Linked DNA regions of Homo sapiens: region 1 is linked to region 2. A link is a loop called in an ENCODE intact Hi-C map of the cell type or tissue named here. Cell type or tissue: PC-3. All regions are shown on one strand.

Region 1 (4,000 bases), 180 kb before region 2:
ATTCCTTTGTAGGTATTAGATTTATCCCTACTGGCTGCCAGTTCTTTGCCTGTTGCTGTCCTTCAGGCTTGCTTTCCTGGTTCCTTCCCATCCGCCTCAGAATGTGTTCATCCCTTACCTTCTCTCTCACATGACAAAATTAAGACAAAACTTTTTTTTTTTTTGAGACGAAATCTCACTCTGTTGCCCAGGCTGGAGTGCAATGGTGCGATCTCAGCTCACTGCATTTTCCACCTCCCGGGTTCAAGCAATTCTCGTCTCAGCCTCCTGAGTATCTGGGATTACAGGCGCGCACCACCACACCTGGCTAATTTTTTTTTTTTTTTTTTTTTTTTTTTAGTAGAGACAGGGTTTTACCATTTTGGTCAGGCTGGTCTCAAACTCCTGACCTCAGGTGATCCACCCACCCCGGCCTCCCAAAATGCTGGGATTACAGGTGTGAGCCACTGTGCCTGGCCAATAAAACTTTTTAATTGGACTTCCCTTGGGTCCCCTTGCTACCCCCATCTAGTCTCCCACCCCTTCCTCCTCTCCCCAGCAGCGAGGCCCTGGTCCCATTCACCTCTCCCACTGCTCTGCTTGTGCAGCTGCTTACTTAGCAGCCCTGCCTTTGATTGCTTGATTTGTTTTGAATCTTAGGATGGTGAAATGATGCCTGAAACCACTCAGGGTTTTCACAGACCAGGCCTGTGGCTGGCCAGAGAGGACTCTGGTGCTGTCTTTTTGAGCTTCATTTCTTTGTATCGTTCTCCCCTGATTACTGCTGCCTCTGTCTTCAGAGTTCCTACTACTCTCCTTAAAACTGGAGCTGAAGAATAGACAAAAATTCCTTTGCCTAAAATAAGAGAAATATGGTAGAATTATAAAAGTACTTAAGTTGATTTTTAGATCTTATGTTAGACTCTGAGTTCTTTCCCATTCAGTATCCTATCTGAGGTTGCCCCCAAAATAACCCATTAGATTTTTAGACTCTTCAGCCTTTGATTCCATTCTAGAACAAGTGCCATCTGAGGAGGTCTTCTGGAGAAAACAGTGGGCAGTGAGTGTGGCTGATGAGTCATCCTGGGGGAGACAGAACAATGCCCCTGCGGAGTGTCTCATTATTGACTGACAGCTGCCCAGTCACTGCTGCCTACTTGGACTTTTGTTTATTGTATCCCATGCAATACTTTTACTGGAACTTTACTTTTAAATTATCCCTTCAGTTTATATTGAGGATCTTATAAGAAACAGCTGTGTGAAATTTCTTACTTTATTTTATGCATTGCTATCATATGAGTGTATTATCTATGACCCAGTAAATAAATAACCAGTAAAATACTTTTTTATGTGTAAAATGTTATGACTATGGAATTGTGTAAAATCTTTATATACATGTTTAAAGATTAGTAAAATGAATACTTATGTACCCATGACACAGATTAGAAAAATAAATAAATTATCAGAGCTTTCATACCCTTAAAATTCCTTCTTAATACATTCTCTTTCCTTCCCTCAACCCTCAGAAGAAATGACATCCTAACTTTTGGACCAATGTTTTCCTTGTTTTTCTTTATGATTGTGCCACTCATGTGTTTACCCTTAAATATGGTGTGTTTAGTTTTGAAAAACTGAGTATCAGGCACAAACCTAGCTGCTTAAGGGGAGGACACTATTGCCCTTGTTAGATGAAAGTTCCCAGAAGAAGAGAATTTCTGAGTCATGGTCTTTAGGTTCCCTGAGGGAACTTTCTGAGGCTGTCAGGAGCGCAGCTGAGCTAGGGGAGGGAGCTGAGCTGCCAGGTATTGGAGTGGCTGGTTAAAGCGACAAGCCAAAAGTGAGAGTTAAGCCTTTAATCATTTACTGTAATGGTATACGTGAGATGTGACGATCAGGATGTCTCACCCCCATCAAAAGGGAACAAAAGGCTCCTGTAGTTTATGGTTCTTGAAGTGATGGGGCAAAGGAGAAGGGCTAGGAGCCAAAGAGTGCAGAGTCTGAGTCAGAGTGGGGAGCGGCCTGTTCAAGGAGCCCCTCTCCGCCAGGCCACAGCAGAGAAAAGGACCAGGAAATAAAGGTGCCTGGGCTAGGAAGGCAAATATAAGAAGAGCTTTATCACCCAGAAGTGGCTGAGTCATTGACTGCAACTCCCCTGAGAGACTACAGTACACTGGCTCTGCACCAAGCCTGGTGTGTGAAGGGCTTCTTTTCCCTGTGAGGCCTGTCAGGCAAAGCCTTGCATATGGCCAGGCCTGAGAAATCCCATATAGGTTTTCAACCAGGAGCCTGATTCCTCAGGACATCAGTAGGCAACGTCATGAGCCTGGGATAAATGTAGGACTCAGTCGGTAGGGACATCTGGCAGAAATGTAGTGGCCAGGTACTGAATATCCAGCAGAAATATCATGAGGGGAAGAGCTGTTCCCTCTTTCTAAATTCACCACTGTTTACCCTGGCTCTCTGGAGCATATCAAAGCAGAACAACTTCTGTGAGTGATATAAGTGTCTTTAACTGATGCCAGCAGTAAAGTATGTGGAGCCAAGATAAAATACAGACAAGAATCTGGTCCAGGCTCATCCAGGCTCACACAAATAAAATGTGGAGATTTTGGGCATGAGTCAGTACTTGGTTCTGGACTGGCTACCTTCCATGGTTTGTGTACATCTGTCCTTTTGGCATCCCATTGGGATTTCCTTGACTGCTCTCCCCTGTTGGATCCCCTGTGCCCTTATCCTGTTTGTTCCTCTTTCTTGGTTTATTTTCCCTCTTTGGTAGACCTCATCTTCTAGTAGGTAGGTCTTGAGAGTAGATAGCTGGGAAGTAAACATTTTATGAAACTTTGCAAAATGTGTTTATTTGCTTTCGTATTTGGTTCACTGTTTGGCCGAGTGTTGAACTCTAGACTTGAAAACATTGTTGGTTGCTGGCCGGGCACGGTGGCTCACGCCTGTAATCCCAGCATTTTGGGAGGCCGAGGTGGGTGGATCACAAGGTCAGGAGATCGAGACCATCTTGACTAACACAGTGAAACCCCGTCTCTACTAAAAAATACAAAAAAATTAGCCAAGCGTGGTGGCGGGCACCTGTAGTCCCAGCTACTCAGTAAGCTGAGGCAGGAGAATGGCGTGAACCCAGGAGGCAGAGCTTGCAGTGAGCCAAGATTGTGCCACTGCACTCCAGCCTGGGCGACAGAGCAAGACTCCGTCTCAAAAGAAGAAAAGAGAACATTGTTGGTTGCTTCAGATGATGCTATTCAGATGTTCCTAAGTTATTCAAATTTCTAAACCTTTGTATGTGACCTTTGCTTCCCCTTCCTCTCTCTGGAAGATTGTAGAATATCTTCTTTGTCTCTATGGTTCTGAAATTTCAGAGCAATATGTCTCAGTGTAGATCTGCTTTCATGTGTTCTCTTGGACACTTGATGGGTTGTTTCAATCATGCCTTTGATTTCTGAGAATTTTCTTGAATTATTTCTTTACTTATTTTATTCCCTTTGTTTTCTGATTCAGAACTTTTGTTTGGATGTTTGTAGTTTCCAGTCCTCTAATTTTCTTTTTTTTCCCCCCATTTTTAAGCTCTTTGGCTTTGTTCTACATTCTAGAACATTTTATCAGCCTTATTTTTTCCAACCTTCTACTGAGTTTTTATTTTTCATTATCATGCTTTTAATTTCCAAGAAGTTTTGTTTGTTCTATAAACATTCCTTTTTAAAAAATAGTATTTTATTTTTGTTTCTTGGATTCAATAAATATTCTCTCTAAGGGTATTAATGATGTTTTTACCCTCCCAGAATAACCTTGGCATCTTCTAGCTTGTGTGTGTGGGTTTTTTTTGTTGTTGTTTTTTGTTTTGTTTTTTTTTTTTTTTTTGAGCTGGAGTCTCGCTCTGTTACCAGGCTGGAGTGCAATGGCACGATCTTGACTCACTGCAACCTTGGCCTCCTGGGTTCAAGCAATTTTTTCTTGCTTCAGCTTTCCAAGTAGCTGGGACTACAGGCACGCACCACCACACCCAGCCAAT
Region 2 (4,000 bases):
TGGTGGCCACTTCCTTGACTTGGGCAGTGACCTTCCACCCTCCCTGGTGACCTTCAGGGAGGCCTCTTTCTCTGGCAGAAATGTCTGGGGCAGGATCTTTTTTAACACAGCCTCAGGCAAACTTCATGATGCAGGTTTTACATCAGCCCCCTGGGCTAGGACCACAGCGCCAGCCAGCTTCTCTTCAACATTCTCAGGTGTGATGTAGTCATTGGTCCACAATGCTTTCAAATGCAGGGAACATGTCAAGCTCTGTGAGTCATCATGTGAAGCCCTCTCACTAGACTTAGTTTATGTAGACATCGAGTCACCTGTGATTAGGACAGTATGAAAGGTGAGAGACTGAGAATAGTGTCAACATCTTCACTGGATGAGGGCCATGGCCATATGGGCACAGACATATGGGGAGGTGTTGTAGAAGGTAGTCTAGACTGATAGCATGAGCATCAGAGAAACAGAGAGGGCATGCGTATGCAATACTGAAGGAGAAAAGGCCTGGAGGTGGTCTAGAACGGTAGGAAAATGTCTTCACCACCACCAGGCCATGAGGTACCTAAAAAGGAAGGTTGAGGAGCATCCTCTTGAGATGTCTTAAGGGAATCAGCCACCTCAGGAGGCAGGAGGTGGAGGGAGCCTCCCATTAGGAGTTTGATGGCATAGGGGAGCTGGTCCCTAAAGGAACAGAGAAAAACCAGGCGTGGAGAGAAGCAGTGGGAGTTCAGATTAAGAAAGAAGCAGGGTGGGATGAAGAGGGCAGGTAATAGGACTGGAGGGGGTTCTTCTTGATGGTGGGGGTGTGAAGCCTGATGGGTTTCTATGGTCCTGGGTGACATTAGTAGCTGCCCCCTGTGCTCTTGTTCTTTCAATGGTTAGAATTCTAATGTCATCTTCTTCTATAGGTTCCAGGGCACTCTTAAGGGCAACGTGTGACTCCTGGGCCCCACAAAGTTTCCACTTGATGGATGAACAGTGCATTCACTTTTGAGAGGGATGGACAGGGAAGAGAGTATAGAATCATACTTTAGAATCAATTCTACCAAGGTCTCCGAAGATGTTTCCCCAAAGGCCCAGCAGGGTATAGGCTTGGAGCTGTTTTTCTCTTACTGGTGCTGGGGCTACACTGTGAAAGCCCCACTCTCTTAGGCTGTGACGCAGCTGCCACAGCAGGGAGACTGATGGCCTTCCAGGCAGCTGAGCCCATTTGCCATGAAGAGTGACTTCTCAGGGCTGAAGGATCCAGGATCGAACAGATGAAATGCAGGTTTGCATATAAGGTAGACTGTCTCATGTTTCTCACCCCCGGAAAGTCAGACTCCCTCTTCCATGTGCTCTTGTCCATTTCTGTACTTCTCTGCCGCTTAGCCTTCCTCTTTTCCATGTAACTCATTTACCTTTTTATAAAATCGTATAAGTTACACACATTGATTATAGAAACACTAGCAAATAAAAATAAGCGAAAAGGAAAAAAATCCATAGTGGCACCAACCAGAAACGTCAAGCTTAAATTTTGATAACGCATGCATATATAATACATAGATTACACATTTAGAAATGAGATCATGATACAGATCCTACCTTGTAACCTAATTTTTTTCCTCTGAAAAGCCTGTTATGACCATCTTTTCCTGTTAAGAAATATGAACTTGTACAAGTGGCATTTTTTTTCAGGTAGTAAGATCCTTTCTTCAAATATAATTTTATCTCGAACCCAGTATAGGAAAGTGTTGAAAGCTCAGGTATCTTTGGTTGAAACTGAGACAGCCAGCAGCTCCCAGATCTGCCCTGGAGCAGGCCAGCAAAATGAGCCCTCTGGGGGTCACTGTGGGAAGTGCAATTGGAAAAGCACTGATAAATAACATTTTTTCCGGTGGTTATACTGTACTCCAATTTTATCAATAGCCGATTATTATCTAAGTTGTTTTCCATTTTTTATTATAAATAATTTATATTCATCTATTTTTCTCAGTTCTTGTTATTCCTTAGGATAAACTCTTAGAAACAGAAGATTTATAAATTTTGACAAATATTGTTACATTTCCCTCAAAAGTGCCTACTATTTATGGCTCTCACTGTAACAACAAAAGTACCAATTTCCTTATACTCTCCTAATAGTTGGATAATTCTTCCTTTTAATCTTGTTATGTGGTTGGTAAAATTTTGTATCCAAATGTTCAATTTTGCAATTCTTTAATTAGTAGTCAAAATGAATATTTCTATACATTTTCTATTCATTTATGGTGTTGTTTTTTTTTTTTTTTTTCTGGTGAAGTCTTGCTCTGTTGCCAATGCTAGAGGGCTAGAGTGCAGTGGTGCCATCTCCACTCACCGCAACCTCCGCTTCCCAGGTTCAAGCGATTCTTGTGCCTCAGCCTCTTGAGTAGCGGGATTACAGGTGCATGCCACCATGCCCAGCTAATTTTTGTATTTTTTTAGTAGAGACAGGGTTTCACTATGTTGGCCAGGCTGGTCTCAAACTTGTGACCTCAAGTGATCCACCCACCTCAGCCTCCCGAAGTGCTGGGATTACCGGCGTGGGCCACAGCGCCTGGTCTCATTTATGTTTCTTTGTTTCTTGTTAGTCTGTTCATGCCCTTTGCCCATTTACTCAATTAGAATGTTTTTATTTCTTTGCCAGACTTCTTTATAAAAAGGATATTTTTCTTTGCCTGTTACATAAAAATATTTTCCATTTATAATTTTGCTTTTTAAGTTTGTTTATGGATATTTATTATTTACATAAATAATTTAAATTTTTATGTAGTAAAAAACTATATTTTCCTTCTTGCTTCTGCTTTTGATATGGTTCCTGGAAAGGCCTTTCCTTCACTGAAATTATGAAGGTGTTACCCAAATATTCTTTTACTCCTTTTATGTTTGAAGTGTTAATTTTTTCAATCCAACTAAAATTTACTTTGTTATTAGCTATGGTGGGTGGTGATCTAATATTCTGAAAAAAGGCCAGACAGCTATTTCAACACCGTATACTAATTCATTTTTTGCCAACTGATTTGAAATTTTGTATGATTTATATGTGTTATTCTGGTTCCAGCATTGTTTTAATTATCAAAGTTTTATATTACATTTTAATATAACACTGCATATTTCTCTTTATTATTTTGATATTTTTCTAATTATTCTCATATTCATTTTTGGTGAAGACCTTTAAAATTGTCAACTTTTCTGGAGTTGCTGGCTAAGAAAAATACTGCTTCAGTAAATAGCAGTAAAAAATAAATAAAATATGGCCTCCCCTCAGTTAAGCGGCCATTGCCTTGTGCCTGCACAGCTACATTTGACTCCCTCCTGGTTTCTCCCTGCTCCATGACTCTCCCAGAGAGCCCTGCCACTCTCGGGGAATCTCTTCTTTCTACGGCTTTCTCTCAGCTGAGCCGCATAAACTCCGAACCCTGCCTCTCAGCTGCCCTTAAATTCTGACAAGCTGCGGTACTAAAATGACTCCCGCGTTGGGCTTCCTGGAACCTCTCGTGTCGCGTTCTCACCGGCTGCCCTCACCCTATAAACTTGTGAGTATCAGTTCATCCTCTACAAGGCCAGGGAGTTCTCCCGGGGGCTGAATTATACATTATACACTTGGCTTCCGTGTTTCATCTGCTCCCTCGTGTGCTGGGAATTCTTAGAAGTTTCTGGTATTTGGATGGCTTCTTTCCTTGGCTCTCATTCCAGATGCAGGTCTCCCCCTGTTTTTAGATTTCTTCAGTGACTTTCGTTGGGCCTGGGCAGAGGAAGGCAGCTGGCTAATGTGTTTCTAAGCTTTCATCTTTCCCAGAAGCTACTGATGATGAGGATTTTCCAAGCACCTTATGTTGAGCCTCTCTTAATTTTGTAGTGAGGGAATAAGTTGTTTTACATCTTTAGAAAAGCACTATAATATTAATTGCTGCCTTTCTGATAATTTAGGACACTCTTGATGATATTACACAGTGTCTCCCAGAACTAGACATATTTTCCACGAGCAAACAGCTAATTTTTTAACCTAGTG

Evidence for each region. Hi-C counts contacts between places; a loop is a spot of excess contacts. Peaks named below come from ENCODE experiments on the same cell type or tissue, not always from the same donor. Only the 100,000 strongest peaks of a DNase experiment are listed, where the experiment ranks them.
Region 1: a loop joins it to region 2, with 4 times the contacts of the local background. A loop is called at or near these places in 1 of 110 quality-filtered maps.

Annotation. Positions count from the first base shown.
Region 1 is chr7:35,001,975-35,005,974 of GRCh38, reverse strand. All of the region lies in intron 6 of DPY19L1 (dpy-19 like C-mannosyltransferase 1), which reads left to right. Among named protein-coding and RNA genes, the nearest start is that of DPY19L1, 34 kb to the left of the region's middle. RefSeq lists a silencer at 1,619-2,217. In PC-3, no CTCF peak of the experiment used is centred here; DNase peaks (open chromatin) are centred at 1,074, 1,974 and 2,574; H3K4me3 peaks cover 521 bases; H3K27ac peaks cover 3,058 bases.
Region 2 is chr7:34,821,660-34,825,659 of GRCh38, reverse strand. The region is part of intron 4 of NPSR1 (neuropeptide S receptor 1); the gene reads right to left. It also overlaps a transcript of NPSR1-AS1 not described here. Among named protein-coding and RNA genes, the nearest start is that of NPSR1-AS1, 65 kb to the right of the region's middle. In PC-3, a CTCF peak has its summit at 1,788; no DNase peak of the experiment used is centred here.